Linked DNA regions of Homo sapiens: region 1 is linked to region 2. A link is a loop called in an ENCODE intact Hi-C map of the cell type or tissue named here. Cell type or tissue: Calu3. All regions are shown on one strand. Links, peaks and the distances in the headings refer to the core of each region. The heading gives the core; the rest is flanking DNA. Region 1 overlaps LOC105373451 (a long non-coding RNA gene). Region 2 has its middle 180 kb from the start of RDH14.

Region 1 (2,928 bases), core at 90-2,589, 78 kb before region 2:
GTTATATTGACTTTAGTTTAATATAGCTACAAAGTTGTTGGTTGGGTCTATGAGAAAATCTTTACATATATTTACTTAATCATCTTGACCTTTTTTATTCTCTCTTTGGACATAATTCTACAAGTCATGACTTTGATGATAATATTTCAGGACCAATGACAGTGATTTTCATCCATGGTAACATGGATGTTGATTTGGTACTAAATAGCAGCAACAACAAAAAGATTATCTGCAGAGATATTATATAATATGTCCAATTGATCAGTCTAAGTTTCAGAGTTGAGAAGGAGAAAGACTAACGTATATTAAGCAACCCACTGTACTATCTCATTCCATCCTCCCCCCAAAATGTGTGGTAAATATTTTGTTCATACATATATGATATATGTGTGTATATATATGTGTGTATATATACAAGTGAACACACACATAATACTTTTACAAGCTGTCGATTATATGTTTACGAGTGAGGAAGTGAAGGCTTAAAATAACTTTTTCATGGTCACATTATTAGTATTCAGTCCCACTTATGATTTCAAATCTCATTGCCTTTCTACTCATAGAAGATAAAATAAACAAAAAAAGAGGAAAGGTTGTATCTGCATAGGCAAAAATAAGCATGCAGTTTAACCAAATTGAAAAAGGAGAAATGTGCACTTTTATAGAGAATGGAGGAAAGACATTACTGAGAAAGTAACTTATTACCAGCTATATTTGGTTGTTTAAAAACACTTTGCCTTGTAATAAAAATTATATTTATACGTACATTGAATCTTTTTTTCTTTTTTTGAAGACAGGGTTTTACTCTGTCACCCAGGCTGGAGTGCAGTGGAATGATCATTGCCCACTGCAGTCTGAAACTCTGGGGCTAAAGTGGTCCTTCTGCCTCAGCTTCCCAAGTAGCCAGGAGTACAGGTGCACACCATCACATTCAGCTAATTTTTTCAAAATATTTTGGAAAGATAGGGTCTTTTTATGTTGCCCAGGCTGATCTCAAACTCCTGGCCTTAAGCCGTCTTCCCACATTGGCCTCCCAAAGTTCTGGGATTACAGGCTTGAGTCACCATGTCCAGCCTACACATTGAAACATTGAATCTTTATTTTCTCAAAATGAGCCTGACCCAGTTTAGGTTATCTCCTGAGGTCAAACAGTTATGAGCCAGGACAAGAGGAAGTCTGTCTGCTTCTGTCAATGTGTAATCAGCCTGCAGAAATTTCTGGAATGCTGGTGGCTGAGATGCCTTTGGTGTTACTCAAGGAGTGTCTTATCTGTAAGACTACTTTTCTAAAGGAAAGGGAAAATAATTCAACCTAAACTTTCTGAATTCACAAAGATTAAATGAGGACAGTGTTGTTGTGGGGTGAATGAAAAATGAGTACAATAGTAAAATAATATAAAGGGAACTAACTCTAGGGTAAGTCCATCAAAATAATTACGCATAAAAGCTCATGAAACAAATACAGGCTTTGTAGGAATAAACGCTGTTAGAACGCCTGAACAATACCTTTGAAATAGTTGCATAATCGTTGTAAGGAAATTAGGCGATGGCTTATGCATATTTCATGAAGCCTGTACGTCGCCCTGTCTAGGCTTGTGCACACACTTACGAATGAACAGCAGCCAAAGCACTCACTTTTGCATTTAATAGCAGTGTAAATCTGATCTGCAAATGTATCCCCACACTTTCTCAATATGCTTTTCCCTAATTTTTTTTTCCTGTAGAAAATTCTACTCATCCTTTAAAGCCTCAGACATAGCCTTGTTGGTAGCTGGTAATACATGGATTACTGATTTAAATAAAAACAGACTGAATTTTGCATGTTTCTAGTACTATTGATAAACACGTTTTGGATTATCCAATTTTATGAACTACAATAGGTCTTTTCTGTTGTAAAAGAAGATCTCTTCTGAATGTAGAAAAAAAAAAAGCTGCAGAGCCATCTGTTAAAGGTATACTGAACATGAACTCTGTGTGAAGTAGTGACAAGAACACTAGCCTGATGGTTAGGAGATATTGGTCCTTATCCTAACTCATCATCGATTCCGTGTGCAACTTTTAACAGACATCTTTCCTGTTGTTTCTGTTTGTACGACTTAGTCAGGAAAGATACCTTGTTAAACGTTGCACAGAGAGTGCAGCTTAACTTGCAGAGTAAGTTGCTTACTATACAGCACATTTAGCTTCTTGCCTTTTCAGATAGACTGTGGTCAACAGGCATTGTTGTGCATCTTTTATGTCCAATAACACTCAGCAGTGTGAGGTACCTAGAAGATACTAAGATATTTCGCTTTAATTGATTTAAATTAATTGGATTTTATTGTTCTCCTGTGTGGACTAGAAAAAACCATCCTTGCTCTGCATACTGCACACTTTGTTCTGTGGCAAATCATTGCATGTGAGGTTATGTTAGGGGAAACAACACATAAGGCATTATGTAAACAGACAGATCGGGGCCAGCATCTTCATCTCAAGAGAAGCAGATCTGACTTATATGGCCTAACCTGTGAATTCAGTAAAGGGAAATAAATCCTTTGTAGGTTGAATAACAGCAACCAAAATACCAGCTCTAGAATCTGCGTGTTGAAACCTCACAATGCTGCAGCATTTTTTTCTGCAGGAATATTGCATCTGAGCTTCTCATCTATTTTTCTGCCTTCATGTATGGGTGTCTCTGATTGATTCATAAATATGGAAAGTCGTTGTCCTTATTTAGAATCAGGACCATGTCATCTTTCCCTGTTATACAATGCTGTCTCACAGGGGCACAACACTTTCACCCACAGTGTTGCTGGAGCTTCACAAAAACAGTGATTCAAGTAAGGAGATTCTCCATATTTTTGGAAGACAAACTCAATAAAATGAATTGATTTGCCAATATCAAAAGGCTGCTTAGTATCAGAGCCAAGATAAAAATAAAGGATGCTTG
Region 2 (2,928 bases), core at 135-2,634:
ATTCCAAGAATGTAAGGTTGGTTCAAAATAGAAAATCTTTTCATGTGATTTGCCATGTGTATTAGTTTTCCATTACTGATGTAATAAATCCTGAAAATTTATCATATTATAGTTCTGAAGCTCAGAAGTCAGATGGAGGCCTCACTGCACTAAAATGAGGGTGCCGACGAGGCTGAATTATTTTCTGGAGGCTGCAGTGGACAATTTGTTTCCTTGGTCATTCGGATTGTTGGCAAAATCCAGTACCCTGTGGCTGTAGCACCGAGGTCTCTGTTCTCTTACTGGCCATAAACTGTGTGCTGATTCCAGCTTTGGGAGGCCATGGCATTCCTTGGCTCATGGTTTCCTTTCTCCTTCTTCCCAGCCAACAATGGTGGGTTAGTCCAATACTGCATCTCTCTGACCCACTCTTTCCCGCCCTCTTCCATTTTTAAGGATCATGTAATTAGACGGGGCTCACCTCTATCACCCAGGATGATATCCCCACCTCAACATCTTTAAACTTGATCCCTTCTGCAGAGTTCCTTTTGCCATGTGGGCTAACAAACTCACAGCTGCCAGGGATGAGATCATGGACGATGTGCCTACTGCATCATACTAAGAAACAGAGGGAAGAAAACTGTGGAATCATCACAATGAATTTTAAAGTAATATTTGAAGACATTAAACATTTTATCATTATTAATCTCTTACGAATGGATAAATTATGTATTTTAAAGAATTCCTTCAGAAAATATCATGCTCAATGATAAAATACTAAAAGTATTCCCCCAAAGATATGAGGAAAGACAAGGATACCAGCTATCCACTCTTATTTTAACCATTTACTGGTTGTTCTAGCCAATAAACTAGTATAAGACAAAGCAGGAGTACGAGGTTTGGAAAGGAGAAAGTAAACTATCATTAACTTCAAGTAATATAATTGTTTTCACAGAAAAGCCAAAAAAACTATAAAAATTGCTTACATTAATAATTTATATTTTTTTCTGATATTAATAAAAGACAATTGTATTTTATACACCAGCCATAGTTTTAAAACATGCAGTTTCAATAAAATACATAGTTTGCAAGTGAAGTAAGGAAATACAAGGTATTCAAATCTGTGCAAATCTGTGCAAAGCAAATATGGAAAAGTTATAAAATATTTTTCAAATACTTTTTAAAAAATGCTAAATAAATTGGGAGACATGTTTATGAATAGGAACATTTCCTTCTTTCCTGAGGTCATTTGGAGCCATGACTGTGATTTGTCACATTTGCTTCCTAGTGGCGTTTGTCCAATCAGTTGGGGAGGAGCACAAATGGACTGAATGGAAGGAGGATGGAAAGCTCATGGAGCCACAGCCTCACCTCAAATTCCTTTCACTCCTGGGTTCAGAGATTTCAGATGAGGCCCTGAGGTTATTGGATATCTTGGGTTTGATTTACCCTTGTGCTTTCGGGTTTATTCCAGGAGTCAGTATACTTAATATATGCAAATTTTGTTTTTTACTAATTCTGGGTAATCTTCACTCCAGAGTGATAATTTAATTAGCTTTAGTCTTCAGTAACAAAGTTCTTTGAAATTATTTGCCCTGAGACTGAAAATCCCTGTCAAGGAAATCTCTGTTGTCAGAATATAGGCTTTGCTGCCCTCTGCTGTTGGATAGGGGTAACTCTTCACCGAAGAAGACTGTGGAGCCAGGAGACCCTCGAAGGGAGGCAAAGGCCAAGGATGAGGAGTCAGGAGGAGAATGGCTCTTATTCTGGACACTGGCATAGGTGATACAGCCATGCACATCTCTTCCATGGAATTAGGAGGAATTTCTGCAAACCTTCAAGGACTTCATGGATGTTTGATAAGAAATTTTGCAAAAGAATGTATTTCCAACTAGAAAGTGCAACATGATTTTAAAATATGTAATACCAGTATGCTTATTGATAGTTGTGTTTTTTCTGTATCACAAACTACCAGATGCTCCATCCATTTCTCTTTGGTCCACATCTTAGATCCACCGCTGACATCAACTGGATTGATTGGATTATCTGGAGATCATTATGAAACAAAGAGTAGCATATAGATGGTTTATGGGTGATTACTCTCAGAAGGTGCACCTATGAAGAAGTTACACAGACAGAATTGTGCAGAAAGAGAAGCCGAATAACAACATAGTTAGAACTGCTGCCACAGCCAGTCTCATGGGGAGCTCTGGAGCTGAGATGGCCTTTTGGAATTGTCCCAAATTAAGGGAGACTGGGCCTTTGTGTCCCTGCATTGGCCAATTATTGGCCATGGGCGAGCTCCTGTGAGGTGTATAACCTTGGACAAACCAGTTCCCTAAAGTCAAGTGCAATTTTCTGTCAGGGTCACATTATAAATTAGCAGCTGATATTTCCAGACGCTGAGACCAGGCTATGTTGGCCCTGAAGTGGGGATCTGGACTGTGTAACACAGTATCTATTCAGTGAGTCTTGTTAGGAAACTATGGAATCTAAAAATTAATGAAATCTCTAGTTGAAGGGTGTCTACATTCCAGTGTTAGGTTTCATTTGATGTTACTTGAGCTGAGCTTGGAGAAATGGAAGTCTTTACACAAGAGGATGCATTAGAGAAGGTCAGACATATGATGTAAATGACATAAAGGGTTAGAGGAAGAACATTACAGAAGTCTCTGCAACAGCAATATTCTGAATAAACAGGTAACTATTGTGAAGAGGAACAGGAAGGTGTAAGGTTGGTAAGATTCAGCCAAATCAAAGATATAAGTTTTAGAGATTGTTCATAGCTGACTAGAGACCACCGCCTCATCTCACCACAGTATGACTAGCTGTGTGGTATTAGGCAAGTTACTCAATCTCTGAGAGCTTCAGTTTGCTTATCAGTGTCAACAGGGAATAATAATAGTACCTTCCTCAGACAGTTTCAGTGAAAATTCGAGACCTACATAA

Evidence for each region. Peaks named below come from ENCODE experiments on the same cell type or tissue, not always from the same donor. Only the 100,000 strongest peaks of a DNase experiment are listed, where the experiment ranks them.
Region 1: it touches region 2 in a loop (9-fold over the local background); 5 of 110 quality-filtered maps call a loop at or near these places.

What each region holds. Positions count from the first base shown.
Region 1 is chr2:18,298,467-18,301,394 of GRCh38, forward strand. The region is part of intron 2 of LOC105373451 (a long non-coding RNA gene); the gene reads right to left. Among named protein-coding and RNA genes, the nearest start is that of RDH14, 260 kb to the right of the region's middle. In Calu3, for the core only: no CTCF peak of the experiment used is centred there; a DNase peak (open chromatin) is centred at 1,205.
Region 2 is chr2:18,376,597-18,379,524 of GRCh38, forward strand. No RefSeq gene overlaps it. Among named protein-coding and RNA genes, the nearest start is that of RDH14, 180 kb to the right of the region's middle. In Calu3, for the core only: a CTCF peak has its summit at 1,636 (motif pointing left); a DNase peak (open chromatin) is centred at 1,665.